Regions from separate parts of the Mus musculus genome. Here region 2 is linked to region 1. A link is a loop called in an ENCODE intact Hi-C map of the cell type or tissue named here. Cell type or tissue: left cerebral cortex. All regions are shown on one strand. Links, peaks and the distances in the headings refer to the core of each region. The heading gives the core; the rest is flanking DNA. Region 1 overlaps Nr2f1 (nuclear receptor subfamily 2, group F, member 1). Region 2 overlaps 2210408I21Rik (RIKEN cDNA 2210408I21 gene).

Region 1 (8,343 bases), core at 314-8,313:
AGGGTGTCAAAGATCATATCTTCTCATTCTGCCTATGGTCTGTAAAGGCAATATTTTCAGGTAAGGTAGTTTAAACCTACTTCAAAGTCACTGAAGTTCTCTGGTGCCCAGCAAGTGTTTGGATTAAAAGAGAACATTAAACATGCCTAAGTCGTGGTAATTTCAAGAAGGAAGCCACTCTACAAGGGTTGCCTCAGTTTCCACTGGTTCTGGGGAATCCATGTCTCCATTTTCCCAATTTTTGGAGGTAGGAGCCGGTACTTACCCAGAACGACCTCCAGACTCACACCCTGCTTCGATGGCTCCCCCTGGCGCCTAGCATGAAAGCAGCTCAACGTTGTGCGCACTCCATCTGGCTATCCAGACAGAAAAGGTTCCCACCTGTACCACCTAAGCCTCCTGTTAAGGCCTGAGACCACAGAAATTACCTGAGCCGGAGAAAGCACTAGATGATCACAAGTTAGGCTATTACTACAGCCTGTTCTCAGCACTGAAAGCCCTGAAGTTGCTGGCCCGATCCTTTATGCACCCACCAAGGGCAGCTAGAAAGCCTAGGACGTTTCCCTGGTGTGTGTGTGTGTGTGTGTGTGTGTGCTTCCGGGTTGTTAGTAGGCTTCACCTACAACTTAGGGGCTGCAGTCTTGGTTCCTCAACATTTCCTTGGGGTGATCGGATTTGTGTGTGAGTGTGTGTGGTTTCTGTGCCCTGTGCTCTGAAATGGAAAGTCAGTGGGCTCAAGCAGCCTTAGTGTGAGCGCTCACTGACCATAACCCGGAGTCTCCTATCTTAGGAAGGAGACTTAAATCCAGAAACACAAGTTGTTCTCAGTGCATATTGCAGGTAGGTCGGAGGTTGGGGAATACTGCCCAGGATCCCCAAAAAGGCCACTGGGCAAGCAAGTAACCCTGGCTCCTCTTTCCCACTCAGCTCTGGGTTTCCTGGCAGCTGGAAGGGCCCCTGGAGAGGCCTGCTTCTCTTTTCACATTAGGACTGGCTGGGAGGTTGGGCCAGGATTTCAAAAGTCGCAGGGATTCTCTGATCAAAAGCACTCTCCAGACCCCAGGCAGCAAAAGTCAAATGACCCCCTTACACCCCTAGAAACCTGAGGAAGTAAGTGCCTTGGACATCTTGGATCCATGCTGTCCACCCTTTTCTACACTGGGGGGCTTGGACTGGGTCTCCATATTGAAATTAATTGAAATGTATAGTTCAGAACTATGAGAAATGTTTATATGTTTTCATCAGAGGGATCACGTTGTAATGAATATATTTTCATCTCATTTCCAGAAGGCAGGAAAGGTCGGTGAACTCTCCTGGCAGCTCGGCTTCCCTCCCTCTCAGCATTCTAGCTGCAACCCACCCTTGAACCCTCACTCTGCTGCTGCCGGTCAGTACAAGAGAATTCCCAATACTTCCTAGGAGGCCCCTGTGTTTAACAGGAATACCTCTCTCTCCTCTCTGCTTCAGGTATCTAGACTGTAGGAAAGTGAATTAAGGGTCAGTCTTCCTATGCATGAAATATAGCTAGTCCCCTAGTGGCCTAGTTTTAAGACCATGGTCCTACAGTGGCATCCTGCCCCATAGATACTCAGATTACTCAAAATGTCAACCAGGTGGGGCTTGCTTAAGAATTTGGGGAACCTGAAAACTTTCAGACAGTGAAGTGAAAGGGCAAGGTTATGGGTGGCTTCTAAAAGTGAACTCTTCCCTCATCTAAACCTGTCTGGGACTAGGGGTTGGGGGATCCGTGTGTAAGAGGGGTTTTAATTTTAAAGATACGGCTTTATCAATATGTTAAGGAAGAGCTCCCTTGGCAGTGTGTGTTTTCACAGCTCCGGCTCAGATTCCATAAAACATTCAGACTCTGAAATCTGTCGCTCGCCCCTCACCTCAATGCATGCCCAGCTAGATTCCTCAAAGAGAGATATCTGTCTTCCAAGGGCCCCTAGGGCCATAAGGCACTTTAGGGAAGAACCCAGTCTAACTTAGCTTCCTGACACCTAGTCCTACTTTCTGAGTTCAGCTTGTAAGTACCATAAAGTGTGTGTTGGGGGGTGCTTCTTTTGACACCCCCCCCCCACACACACAGGAGAGGTCCTACTGGGAACCCCCTTGACAAGAGCCTGAGAGAAAGGCAAACCAACCACAGGTGGGTAGATCTCCAAGAATGCATAAGAGAAACAAAGTCAGAATCCACGGTGCTTTGTCTCGGTTTGCCCAGAGGCAGGGAGAAGCAAGACTTGGAGCAGACAGTCAGTGGCCGTCCAGTCCACCCAGACTCAAACGCTTTGAGGAGCCCTCAAAACTCCACCCCACCCACAAAAGCCTGCCATGAAACCTTTGCAAACCCCTTCCAGCTCAGAAACTTTCCCACTGCAGTTAGAGTCTAGGTGACCTGACACTGGGTCACTGAAGCTGTGACGCCCATGTGCCTGGAAATTGTGCCTCAAAAGCAATTTGGCTTCCCCTGGCCCCTGACTCAGGGCTGTCCTCAGAAAGAATTAAAAAACAAACAAACAAACAAACAAAAAAAAACAAAACAAAACTCCTGTCTGGCCACCAAGGCCCAGCCTTCCCCTCCTATCCCATCACATACACAGCCTGGCCTTGCCTTCAGCTTTGCAAAAGTGATGTAGTGGCCTAAGAAAAAGGTACAGCCGACTTAGTACTGGACCTTAAAAGTCTCCTCTACCTCTCAACAATTCAGATCCTAACAATACTCAGTTATCCACAAATTATCCAGGAGCTCCTCTTGCTCTGAGGGTGTAGTTCAAGCAACCAGACACATGGGTTTTGCTAAATTCTTTTATTTTTGTTTAAATTTTCACTTCAATTTTAATTCTTGAAGAACAGCCTCGACAACATATATCGCACTCATTATAAGAAGCAAAGGGTTATATCAAAAATTATTAGTATAGAATCACAGGAAATCTGGTTTGGAACCAGAAAAAATACAAAACAGATATAGATACATAGACACAGGACAAATTTTTTATAATTATTTGGAAAATGTTATTTCCCCCTAATTCTTGTTCATTTTTGTTTATGCGCATACGATGTTTAAATTTTACAAAAAATGAAAATAAACACTAGTATTTTACAAAATGAATAACAATGTTCAGTGTATGTTTCTACATAGGATTCAGTCCACTTCCATATGAGTAGTTTTCTGTACAGAATATATCCACATCCATCCACAATAAATCCTGGAAGGTCCATCTATTTTATTAAATTTCTCATGGTCCTCTCTTCCAAATCGTTCTTTTTTTTTTTTTTTTTTTCATTTTCTCACCAGACACGAGGTCCTTTTTCTTTCCTTTCCAATGTACTTACAGATCAGATCCTAAATGAGTCTCCTTTTCTCCTGGTTTGCAGCTCAGGTTGCATTCCTGCAGAGTGGGCTGCTCTTGTTCCCAGCCCTCCTCCCGTCTGCCTGGCCTGCCTGGTCCATCATACCAGCATCCCCAAAGGCTTTTTAGTCCTTGGTCAGGGAGAGTCCTCTTAGTCTCTAGGGAGTCAGGGAGCAGGATTGGGTGGGAAACACCCAAAGTCTAGGAACACTGGATGGACATGTAAGGCCAGTTGAAACTGCTCCCTGACAGCAACATATCTCGGATGAGAGTTTCGATGGGAGTTTTACCTACCAAACGTACGAAGAAGAGTTGCTCGATGACAGAGGAGGACACTGTGCGAAGAGAGGGCAATCGCAGCAGCAGTTTGCCAAAGCGGCTGGGCTGGTTGGGGTACTGGCTTCTCACATACTCCTCCAGGGCACACTGTGATTTCTCCTGCAGGCTTTCGATGTGGGCAGCATCCGACAGGCCACAAGCATCTGCCAGAGCAGCCACAGGAGGGAGAGACAGGGAAAGGGGACAGATTGTTAGGTGAGTGAGATGGAAAGGCATACACACCATTAATATTTTGAGGGGAAAAGGAAAAAGAAATAGAAGAAAAGGAAAATAACTCCTTCCCTCCATGCCTCTTTGCCATCCTCTTTCCCACCCCCTACACAAATAACAATAAATCCAAGCCTCACCATGCTTGGGAGACCAGGAGAGAGGTGCACATGCACAGAGGTGCAACCTGGCCATAGCTTTGTTTCCCCTCTTTCACCTTTGGATTAAATAATGCATGATGGTGAATCCATGTTTGCTGTGTACTGCGACCTGTTCTCTCCTTCAGGGGAGCACATTTCTGGTTGTGCTCATTAAAAGGAAAGCATTTGCCCCTTTCCTGCTTGATTTTGGGGTGCTTGGAACCCCTGAAGAAATATACAGCCTTGGAAACAGTTTTTAAAGGCTTCTTCGAGTCTCCCCCCACCCCCGCCAACCCCCAACCCAGCTGACCCCAACCAGCAAGCTCAAGGAGAACCTAGATTGTGTAGTGAATACACGTGGCAGGGGATCGGGGATCACAAGCTGGCAGAACCGAGAACCAGATCAAGCCTGTGCTATACCAATATAGAATTGGAGATCAACTATATATGCAGGACAGAGCCCTGCAACAAATCCTCCTCGGTGAGAGTGGACACTTCTATCTTTCTTAGATCATGTAATTGAAAATTGGTCACATCTCTGTAAGCTGTATAATAACCAGGAGGAATATGGCTCAGTTACTCCAGGCTGCAGAAGGGAACATCTTCAGCAATCAGACACAAAGCTAGGCAGCTGAGGCTTCTGTCTCAGAACTGGGGTGTAGGGAATTGGGAGGCATGTGGTGGTGGGGAGACAGGATTCCTACAGCAGGGGCCAAGGGAGAAGCACACAAGGCACTTTATACAATAATGGCAACTGAAAACCTTTGTGGTTATTTCAAACCAACCAAAGTTCTTTTGGGTCATCTAAAAATACTTCAAGACAGCAGATTATCCTATATCCACTAACCAGGGCCAAGCAAAGGGAGAGGAGCGTGGAATCAGAGAAACAGTGGCCCTTCTCCCTCATTTCCTATGTTACTTCTTAATACAAGTAAGATGTATTTTAAAAACAGGAAGATCACAGAGGAACCCTTAGCCAGTCAGGAGGTTGGCTAGAGATCAAAGACAGCGCTTGCTAATATATACATCTGGGAAGGAATTTATGTATGACAACACCTGTAACAGAACATTGTATAATGGGGAAGTGTGACCCTAAGAAAACAACAAATTATTCAAAGCGAAATCTATGTCTGCTGTTTCCATTTTGTGTATCAGTCCAAGAACTAGGCTTCACAAAGCACTCTGCCACCTTCATCTACAAGGGTATGGCCTTAAGCAAATATTTAAATAAAACTGGTGATATAATTCAAGAACTTCAGAGGCAAGTCTCCTTTGACCCCAGGTCCAGACTGGGTTCCTCTCAGATGTCTAATTACTGCATCCAGCTGGTGCAGTGCATCCACACTGGTCTGAGTTGGGATGCCAGGGATTATTATGGCCAGCAAGACCAGGACAGGAGCACATCTTTGAGGCATTAGTACATAGATAGGGGACTCTTAGGTCAGCCCTTGGACCCATTTTCTAGCCTAAACTTGCTGAATGGCCATCACACAGACTTGTGTGTGATGTATTTACATATATCTTGCACTGCATACATTTTCTGTCCCTCACACCAAGGGGATAGTCTTAGCCACACACAACACAATATGAGAAAGACAACATGAGATGTTCCCTTAAATATCTATATGACATCTTCTTAAATCAGTAAAACATCAGGACCCCTGGAGTAAGTCACTTCCTCATTCTTTAAACAACTCCAAAGAGAAGTCTAGACAGGTACACTTTGGCCCTACACTGGCTGCTTTCAGGCCCTTCTACCTTTGAAATGGAATGCCTGAGACTGAGGCTGCCCCTTCAAGTACCAGTCACCTATCCCTGGTGGTCTTTATCATCCCAGTCACCTATGCCCATGGCCTTTATCATTGTGAGTCCTAGTTCAGGCCCACCTCCACACACTACTTAATCATTCCCCCCCAGTAGCAGGATTCTCCCATCTGTAGACAGACAGAATGAGTGTTTGAATCAATTGGTGGGTTGTGATGGTAAAGAGAGGTGAGCAAAGGGTGTAATTTAGTACATATTTGCCCCCATGGATTATACTCCAGATAAGAAAAGGAGACAGAACATAGAAAACCCATGTCTCACTTTTTATATGGTATTGTCAATGTGAGAACCTTTAATATTTCTTCTACAGTATAAGGAGAAGAAATTATGTAAATAAATAACCATTACTGCTCAGGCCCTCCCGGTTTAGCCTTTGTAGAGCAGAGAATATATTTCATGTTGTGCATTCAGAAGAGTTTAGTGTTCAGGAAATATAGATGTAATCAGCTGCCATAACTAGAAATCAAAGTTATTCTTGTGCAGAAAATGGATTTATTGTATTTATGTTAACTAGATGGTTCTTTTCAGAGCCAGTCTCATTTATTTGAAGGGATATTTAGGTGTATGAATTAAAGAATTTTTTTTCAAAGTAAGTTCAGGTCATGACCTAGTCTTTGGATGATGTCCAGAATATTAAGGATTAAACACACCATCCGGAGGCCAAATGTGAAAACCACCACGGGGGATGCTCATGCCAGCTTCAAATACTTAGCCAGAGCAAGCCATATTGGACAATATGTCTAAAACTGTCTTTTCCATCATTCAAAGTTTTCTTAAAAGTTGGATGGCGTAGGGAAGGCTTCCCGTGAATTCTCTTCTTCCAATGAAGTCCCTTCTGGCTAGCAATCAAAACAAGTTTAGTCAAAAGTGGAAATGTGCTGTATGGAAGGGGGTGGGTGAAGGGGGGTGAATTACTACTGATAGGTTTATTTCCATTTTCAGATATTCTGTCTGCGATTTTCCAACAAAATAATGTTACTATTCATGTCTCAGCATCCCTTGCACCTTGGAGACTTGGTTCAAAAAAACTCCTTTGGAAAACTTTTTTTTTTTTTAAGTGAAGGGACTTTTCACAGGAATGTTTTAGGATGGAAAGTTTAAAAGTGAAGGTGCATAATTCCACAATGTTCCCTGCAGCCCACACAATCCTAGGCCTGCCTTCCCCCACTCTCTTTCTCTGGGAAATGGCACAAGACCAGCAAAGTAAAGGGTATTTGGAGAACTTTAGGCGCATAAGGAAAAGAGAAGGGAGACCTTTGCTGAGAAAACCTCTGTACAATTCCCCGGCACACACTTCTGCTTTAAGATACTTCACTGGGTGGGATTTTACAACCCTAGCTTCTCCACACTGGCTCCCTTCCTGGTGGATTTGGCTAAACGATGGGTAGGAGTGCACCAGCCAGGCCTGGGCCTGCCAGAGTCAAAGGACCCTGCTCACTGCTTCCCAGGCTCTTTGTCACTTTTGAAAAACACATTTCCATCAAGAAGACTTGTTAAGATAAAATGCATTCAAAGTCGGAGGAAGCTATTCAATAAATCTTCCATTTGTTTTAAGTTTTGCACTTAAAACCCTTGCAAAGAATGACTCTCTCTCTCACAAGCAGACCTGCATTTGCACTGAAAGTAAAAGGGGAGGGGGCAAGTCCAAGGCTCTAGCCACCTTGCATACAAATGAGCTGCTCTTATCTAAATAAATTATCTGCTGCTCAGATCGATATTAATACTACATTTGCTACATTACAATATTGTGCAAATTTTAGTGTCATTTTAATACAATGTAAATATGACTCTCCATGCATGGAAGTCGAAAAATCTTGATAGATTATCCCACTGCTTCCTGTTTTAACAAGGCCTTGGGAAAAAGAGTTTTGCCATCTCCACTCATGAATGGTTTTAATTTGGCTTTTGGAGGGCCTGACTAGGATAGATTTATTAGAATGGTTTATTTGTTCTCCTAATCTAGGAATTAAAAACAATAGTGTCAATAACGGTGGTAAAATTGCAACTAACCTTGCTTATAGTGAGCAAAGCCCAAGATCCATCTAAGCAGCTCTGCCCAAGCAGAGTTCTTTCTGGCTTTGTTTGTATTTCCTTGTTACCTGCTGTCCCTAGTGTGTATATAGTTCCCTCTTGTAGGTTCCAATAATAAAAAGCGGATAGTGTTCTCACAGGCTTAGACCAGAGCCCTTCAAAGGCAACGTTAATGCACTTTCCTGGAAGTTAATTTGAACCATCTATCATAAGAGAGATTGTTAACATGCATGCTACCACCGCCTACACTTAATTTGATATTTTAAGGCATCCTTTTAAATTTCTAGTGTTTGTGTGTTTGCATAGCTATGAAATTTATCTCCCGGCCCGGAGTGCTCTCATGCTTGCGGGTTTTACAGTATTGCTTTTGTTTTTTATCTTTCTTGTTTAGATCGAATCCGTTTTTTATGACCCTCAATAACCTCAGCAACTGCAAACATGAATGGTTTCCG
Region 2 (8,343 bases), core at 333-8,332, 790 kb before region 1:
ACAAGAAGCCAGCCCCAACTCTGTTTATTACCTTAAATTTTATGTTACTAAATTTGCACGCATCTCCTGTTTTGTTTTATTATTAATGTCGGACAGAAATTAGATGCCTTTGTTTTTTTAACATCGTGCCTGGAGTTTGGTATAGCACCCCTCTAAACTCTGATTTCTCTCACTTTTCTTGTTAAAAGGCCATATCTAGTTGAAATGCTTTCGAAGTAGACATCGCCAAAACACAACACAACCACTGTTATCCACGTGAGGTGTACACAGTCCCCGGGAGGCTGCTTCATTAGTGAGAAGGGAGATTTTGGATGTTATGTTTTTTGGATACGGCTAAGCTGTGTTGCTTGCTACCTTTGCTCCCATGCTTCATTTTACAGAGTGCAGTGTGTTACACTGGGTGTCTGTCTGTGCTCATCACATTCACGTTTTTCTTCTTTTGCAATTGTAGGTGCTACGTAGTAGGAAAGCCATTTTCTGGGGTTTCTAACAGGTGCAGGCAACTAGAAGTTCCCCTAGGATCCTTGTCTTTTAAGAATCTTATGCTTAAGCCGTGATGATCTGATTTAAGACCCATTATCAATAGTCGGCTACTTATATCTGCATGATCTTGGACTGATTGATACTGACTTTGTAGCCATGTGCTCTGTAATGTGCTGTCAGGAAATGCTGACAGATGCAGTGAAAGAACAATAAATGTGGGGCAGCCGTAATGTAAAGGTCCAGCTAGGCTGGATGAAAACTGATAGCTAGAATATTGGCTCCTATGTTACCGATACACCAGTCCCGCTGAGAGTTTCCCTGGTGAGTGAATTAAAAATGGTCTCCTGATACCTAGAAGGGGCAGGGGGAAAATAATCTTCATTTAAGGAATTGCCGACTTTGCCAAAACATTGTTTCATAAGAACAGAGCCAAGGTTAAAAACAGAAAATACTCTCGGACTTAAAAATCTGGGCAGCCTGTCATGTCTGAGAAAGTATTGATTAAAAATCAATAACACAAAAGATCACTGTATCCACTTTTTATGATACTTAATGCATTTGTATAAAATTACATGACAAGACATCTCACTAGCATTCCTTCCGTAAAAGTATGGCATCTGATACTTTTAAAAAAATATTCTCGATCTTCAACATGCTCCGTGAATCTAGCTGGCATTTTGCCAGTACAGGTTTTTCTCAAAGGGCTGGGAAGAGAAGTCAGTTTCTTCCTAGTAGCTTCTTCTCCTCTCTAACTTAAAATGGAGCTATCACTGTTAGCTCAGGCTGTAATTTAATTTGTTCTCTTGATAGTTCTTATTTACATGATATTTTATACATACCCTTTCTATTACTATGTACCACCTCATAAGTCATAGTATTTAAAGATAATCAACACTTCAAGAGTGATGTCTCAAGTAACAAAGGATCCTAATGCATCCTAACACACAATTTTGTCCAAGTGTACAGTAATCAAGTATTATGTTTACTTTGAGACGAATACAAAATCTGATTTTGTCTTTAAATTTTATTTAGCTAGAAATATATAAAATGTAATAAGTATTTGTGCATTTTTTAAAATGTGGAGTCTCTGCTAGTATCTGTATGTATTGATTGGTATGTATAAATTAAGGCGAAACCCTCCTTAAAATTTTGATTTGTACCCTTTATAAAAGAAAGCAAAAATTATCTACTTTGTTTACAAAGTTATCTTTGGGAGATACTGAAGACTCTGATTTGATTTTAAAAAGAAAATAGTATTTTAAAGAATAATTTGATAAGGTACATTTAATTTTTCTTCAAATATTTTCAGGTATTAATTTAACACATTTAATATGACATTCAAAAATAAAAATTTTAAATGAAAAAATTTTAATGATACTCAAAGGATGTTTTCTTCTGGGAGTACTCAGAGAGTACACTGAGCAAATCATTGATAAAAATTTCATAACTATAATCATATGAAGTCAAGAACATGAACTTAATGCTACTATATCATTGACAAAACAGATCAAGGCCTCATTATGAACTGATGCACAAAGGCCTGGCTTAGATGTCTTCTGTGGATCCTTTTTAGCACGCAAAGTATTAACACAATAGACAATAATGGTTCCTTTGGAGCCATTAGGACCCATCATGTCAGGGTATGTTCAGGCATTTCTTAGCAGGTAGTACACAGACTCTTGTCATGATAAATCATAACAAGTCCAAAAGAATGATTATAACATTCTTGGGAATTTCATAATTTATAATTTATTACACTTTGAACATATCACATATGTGAATTTTAAATGATGCAATGATTTATGCTATTATCAATAAGCATTTTATGCATACATGCACCAAATTACATTATAAACCATGTAAACAGGCTAGATCACATGGAGTTATTCATAGTTTTCCCTGTCTAAGAACTTAAGTCCATATTGATCTTTATGAATATTCATAAAAGGCAATTCATCCTAAGCCTTATACCTTTCATGCTAAGTGTCAGCCTGGAGCAAATTTTCTGACCCTCATACCATGGACATTTGAAAGTAGGTGCTCCTGATGGAGAGCGTGACACGGACCAGGGCAGTGGTGCTGGTGGGCACCCGTCTAATTAGACGTTCTGTGTGCTCTGTTTAGTTAAAGCAGAACTCAGGGTTTGTACTAATGAAATCTTTTGAATGAAACCTCATTGCCCTCAAAGTTTCAAGTAGTCTTTTTTTTTTAATCTGCAAAGAAAAATTCTGTGGTGGTTAAATATAATTTCTATCACCTGAAATTAAATAAATAAATAAATAAATAAATAAATAAATAAATAAATAAATGATGATAGATTGGCTTTGTGAAGAAAACACCACTCTTTATCTTTTTGTGGGATAGTTTTATTGTGTGGAGATTAGAAACAGATAGAAATGGTATTATTTAACATGCAAAGCCATTAGCTTTTTAGAAAAATAAATATTATGTACAGTAAAAGGTTTTGATCTTGATGACCTTCTGAAAAACTTACATTCCGTTTTTTGTGGTTATTAGTTTTGCTATTTTATGGGTCAGTAACTGTGCACAGGAATTCCATCAAGTAGTTTTACTGTTTCATGTTACTGTGAGACATTTAAAGAACATTACTTTGGAATTTTTATTTCAGATTGTATAAATTCAGCTTATTCTTCAGAGCTTTCAAAAACTTCAAATCCCAACCAGATCATGCAAAAGGGTAGCAGTTTTCTAGCTTTCATTAGTCACCAATTTAGTTCCCCTGGTCTTTTGAGATTTTGGTTGTAAGCAATACAATAAGCTTCAAAATTAAGTAAAACTAACAAACAAAGTAAAGCAAAGTCAAGACGAAGTAATTGCTTTGAGCTTACAAACTCATTCTGACAAGGGAAATTTCCTTTCTTCTTATTGTTAGCAACTCTCACAGACCCAGAATAGGTCAGAGCAGCCTCTGTGACTGGAACACTTCAATGGCATAACCATCTTGCACACTGGAGGTCACCCTTGCTACTTACAAGTATTTGCAATTTCACAAAACAAAAGTGGGTCTTGCATATGTTCAATGTGCGCTACAATTTTCAAGATGTTTTATATGAATAAATATATGGATATTATGTGTCTCCAATGGATATCTAGCATTCTAAGTACAACTAATAAGCTCATTATGAGAATCTTATGGTTCTCTGATTAAATAAGCAAATGACAAGAACATTTTCAAAGTGAACCTATAAGCTTACATTTTATATGACATATGGATTTTAAAACTTATTTCAGATTGTCACAGCAAAATTCTAGGAACATGGACCATGTTGCTCATTCAGTGTTTGTCATCTAACCTGTTCTAGCTCATCCCTTGATACAGCTCTAGTTAGGACTTAGGACTTATGATAGATTACTTCCACGGTAATTTTTATCATATACTTTTTCATAATATGCTGAATGTCTCACCATGTGGCTACTGTTTTTTTTTCATACATTAGTTGTGCAATGCCCATTACAAGCAAAATATAATGATATAATATTATTAAGATTATGGTTTCTTTTTAAAATCTTGTTATTAACAAAGTGTGTGTATCTCTTTGTTATAAGTGTATATCACTTTGTATACGTATCAATATATACTTATTGGTGAAATTCTGGCTTACACATGTTAAGTCCACAGGGAAACATGAAACTGAGGAGTGGTACACTTGTGTGCATCCTGAAGCAATTTAAACGAAGGTCAAAGATAAATTGTGATTGCATTTTGGCAAGAATAATGAGAACACAGGACATTTGTCATCTGGCACTGTAAAGAAGAAAGAGAAAATAACAATAACAAATGGCCAGCGGCCAAAGTTTCAGGTGCTTTTCATCAGCAACAGAAAAAGAAAATCAGAAAGAACAGGAAATAAAACCTCGTTTTAGGTGTTTTTCTTCTAAAATTCTGAATAAGAAAAACATGAATTTTTGTAATGTACATTAACTTATTATAAACAGCCTATTTCTTTCTCACACCTTTAAATATATCATTAATATATATATGTGTATATATACATATATATATGCTATTTCATCAAAGCTTAGCAAAATATAACTGTGATTTCTCACAATGGTCAGATTTAAGATAGAATGTGGGAAGATGACCTTAAAAATTTGTATGAGTTGACCTCATCGCAGAGGGCACACCAGCACATTCCTTGGCTAAACAGAAGCCTGAACGTATCTAAGGATATTTTTCCAGTAACAAAGCAACTCAGCCTTCTGTGCTATTTACACTGTGTGAGGTCCCATCTACTCTCCTGGTCGATCTCTATTTAGGGTTCATTGGAGAGAATCAGTGTGCTACACAACAAGGTCTGGATGGCCAGCTTGTACAGAGAAAGGCAGCCTTTGTAAAACATCATTCTCTGCTTCCATCAGAGCCTGGTGTTCTGCCTGAATCCCTCTTTTCAGGCATGTCATTCTGACCTGTGGAAGGCTAAACATTGTTTCCCTTAAGCCTTTCTCAACCATCCCTGCATTTATACATGTCTCTCTTTTCTAAACAGTACCATCACTGAGTTTATCACTCATTATAGACTTAGTCTGTGCATTTTTGAGATCTTAACCAGAACTGAGATTTTTATTGTTATCAGCCAATATGTGTCTGTGACCAGTTATAGCAAGGGCTGTCTTTTTATCCTGGAACCTTAACTGCACTGAAAACACTAACCTTTGACCAGCTGGAGGTAACCACTCTTCCCCTGCTCATGAACTCTTGAGCACCCCGTTGGTATAAATTCTGTGACCTTTATTATTTCATATTTTCTGTACAGGTATTGGAGAATGTGCTATTTCCTCTAAGATGAAATTAAAATCTCTTCAACACAGAATTATGTCTTATGCATCTATAACATCATCACTAGAATTCCTACCATGAATCCAAATACAAGTTTCAGCATCTTGGGGCTAAGAAATGTACCTTGGGTGGGAGAGTGCTGGCCTAGCATGCAGAAAGCATTGGGTCCAGTCCACAGCAGGTATAGTGCTGTGTGCTTATAATCCCAACACCGTGGAGACAGATCATCTTTGGCTACATAGTAAGTTCAAAGCTACCCTGGGATATATAAAACTCTTTCAAAAAATTTTTAAAGACTCAGCAAATTAACTATTTATTAAACATCTTGACAAGCATACAATAAAAGTTGCCAAGAATACTAATAGAGAATAGTGTATCTATACTATCAAGGAAGCCACGATACAGTGGGTAACAGAGAATGTATATGAATAATAACCAGATCAGAACTGTGTGAACTCAGAGGGCACTTGGTGAGCTATGGCTGAGAACAGACATAGCCACTTTCAAGCTTCAAGTGGAGATTTAGCAATGTGGTATATGTTCGCTTAACTCTCATTTCAGTATAGTCTGTTGCAAAATGTTTTCCCTCTGGGTATAGAAAAGGAACCTACCTGAATAGAGATTTTCATTGAGTCCCTTCCTACAAGAAGAAACAATGCTTGAAAGACCTTTTCAGCTAGAGCTCTAGTGTAGATGTCAGGCGAAATGGAAAGAGACACTGGACAGAGCTGGCTCTCAGGCTGGCTAACGGAGTAAGTGAGTGAGTGGATGAGTACAGGCAATGGTGTTTACTCTTTTGAGTGTGCAAATAAAATAAAAAAGCAATCTCACACTAAACACAAGCATTCTTTACATTCAGCTGAGAACTTTGAATTCTTATTTAGAATGATTTCCAAACGATTTCTAGAGAGTGTTTACATTATATTTATGTATGTGAATCATGCAGTAATAAATACACCTTATACATCTACATCAGAAACGACAACAAAATAAATTCTGTTCAATTCAGGAATTTACTGTCTTTGTTCACTCTAACCCTGTGGCTATCTTTTAAACTAATACAAGATTCAAAGCTCATTCATAGATAGGTTGCATCTTACACACCAAAAGCATTTACATTCTATTTTGAATTTATGTTAGGTTAGAAATAAATTTCCATGTATAATAGATATAAAATGTTGTGTTAAGTTCCAAGAAGTTCTAGAGAGATTGTCTTTATAGTGTCAGAAGTCAGAGTAGCTTGCTTTACCAGAGACTCTTTGTTTTTGAATTTTTTTTTAGATATTTTCTTCATTTACATTTCAAAAACTATCCCAAAAGTCCCCTATACCCTCCCCCCGCCCTGCTTCCCTACCCACCCACTCCCATTTCTGGGGAATAAAAAGTTTGAAAGACCAAGGGGCCTCTCTTCCCAATGATGGACGACTAGGCCATCTTCTGCTACATATGCAGCTAGAGACACAAGCTCTGGGGGTACTGATTAGTTCATATTGTTGTTCCACCTATAGGGCTGCAGACCCCTTCAGGTCCTTGGGTACTTTCTCTAGCTCTTACATTGGGGGCCCTGTGTTCCATCCTATAGATGACTGTGAGCATCCATTTCTGTATTTGCCAGGCACTGGCCTACCTCATAAGAGACGGCTATATCAGGGTCCTTTCAGCAAAATCTTGCTGGTGTATGCAATAGTGTCTGGGTTTGGTGGTGGTTTATGGGACAGATCCCCAGGTGGGGCAGTCTCTGGATGGTCATTCTTTCAGTCTCAGCTCCGAACTTTGTCTCTGTAACTCCTTCCATGGGTATTTTGTTCCTTATTCTAGGGAGGAATGAAGTATCCACGCGTTGGTCTTCCTTCTTCTTGATTTTCTTGTGTTTTGCAAATTGCATCCTGGGTATTCTAGGTTACTCCAGAAATTCAAATAACCCCATTAAAAATGGGGTACAGAGCTAAACAAAGAATCCTCAACTGAAGAATACCGAAAGGCTGAGAAGCACTTGAAAAAATATTCAACATCCTTAATCATCAGGGAAATGCAAATCGAAACAACCCTGAGATTCCACCTCACACCAATCAGAATTGCTAGGATCAAAAATTTAGGTGACAGCAGATACTGGCAAGGATGTGGAGAAAGAGGAACACTTCTCCATTGCTGGTGGGACTGCAAGCTTGTACAACCACTCTGGAAATCAGTCTGGCAGTTCCTCAGAAAATTGGACATAGTACTACCGGAAGATCCAGTAATACCTCTCCTGGGCATATACCCAGAAGATGTTCCAACTGGTAATAAGGACACATGCTCCACTATGTTCATAGCAGGCTTATTTATAATAGCCAGAAGCTGGAAAGAACCCAGATGTCCCCCAACAGAGGAATGGATACAGAAAATGTGGTACATTTACACAATGGAGTACTACTCAGCTATTAAAAACAATGAATTTATGAAATTCCTAGGCAAATGGATATATCTGGAGAATATCATCCTGAGTGAGGTAACCCAATCATAAAAGAAGTCACTTGATATGCACTCACTGATAAGTGGATATTAGCAGAGACTCTTGGTAAACATTTGTTGAATTTCGCTTCACTTTCCCATGAACACGGCCTGGAAGTGTCTGCATTGAGTGATAATGAATGATTTACTACAGAAAAATACCTTGAAATCTCTACTCACACACTCCCAAGTAATTTCTATATTATTTCTGGTACAGTCAACAGTAACTTTATTCTTAGATACCTATTTAAGAAGTATCTCTATAATATAATCAGTAAGGATCCCCTGAAAGCTAGATATCTGAAAGGCACGGTAGGAAACTTACTTTAAGAAAATGAACAGAACAGATCCTGTTTCTTGTATTACCATGGACCATTGTTTAGATGTTGTACATGTTTCCCTCAATGGTACATGTGTTAAACTCTTTTATCTTTAAGATACCAATGTGGTAGGTGGTACAACCTTTATAAGGCAGAGTTTACTGCATGATAGCTGAGTTCCTGAGGTCATTGTCTTTGGAGATGATTAAATCTTTCTAGTGGGTTTCCAGTAAGTTCCCACAATAAAAAGTT

The links. A loop is a pair of places that touch in the nucleus more often than their neighbours do. Peaks named below come from ENCODE experiments on the same cell type or tissue, not always from the same donor. Only the 100,000 strongest peaks of a DNase experiment are listed, where the experiment ranks them.
Region 2: a loop joins it to region 1, with 4 times the contacts of the local background. A loop is called at or near these places in 2 of 42 quality-filtered maps.

Annotation. Positions count from the first base shown.
Region 1 is chr13:78,186,182-78,194,524 of GRCm38, forward strand. Nr2f1 (nuclear receptor subfamily 2, group F, member 1) reads right to left here. Exons shown (of 3, transcript NM_010151.3): 3 at 2,792-3,832. The coding sequence ends at 3,552. Among named protein-coding and RNA genes, the nearest start is that of A830082K12Rik, 7.7 kb to the right of the region's middle. In left cerebral cortex, for the core only: a CTCF peak has its summit at 3,791; no DNase peak of the experiment used is centred there; H3K4me3 peaks cover 2,916 bases; H3K27ac peaks cover 4,435 bases.
Region 2 is chr13:77,397,516-77,405,858 of GRCm38, forward strand. All of the region lies in intron 19 of 2210408I21Rik (RIKEN cDNA 2210408I21 gene), which reads left to right. Among named protein-coding and RNA genes, the nearest start is that of 2210408I21Rik, 270 kb to the left of the region's middle. In left cerebral cortex, for the core only: a CTCF peak has its summit at 3,465; no DNase peak of the experiment used is centred there; H3K4me3 peaks cover 329 bases.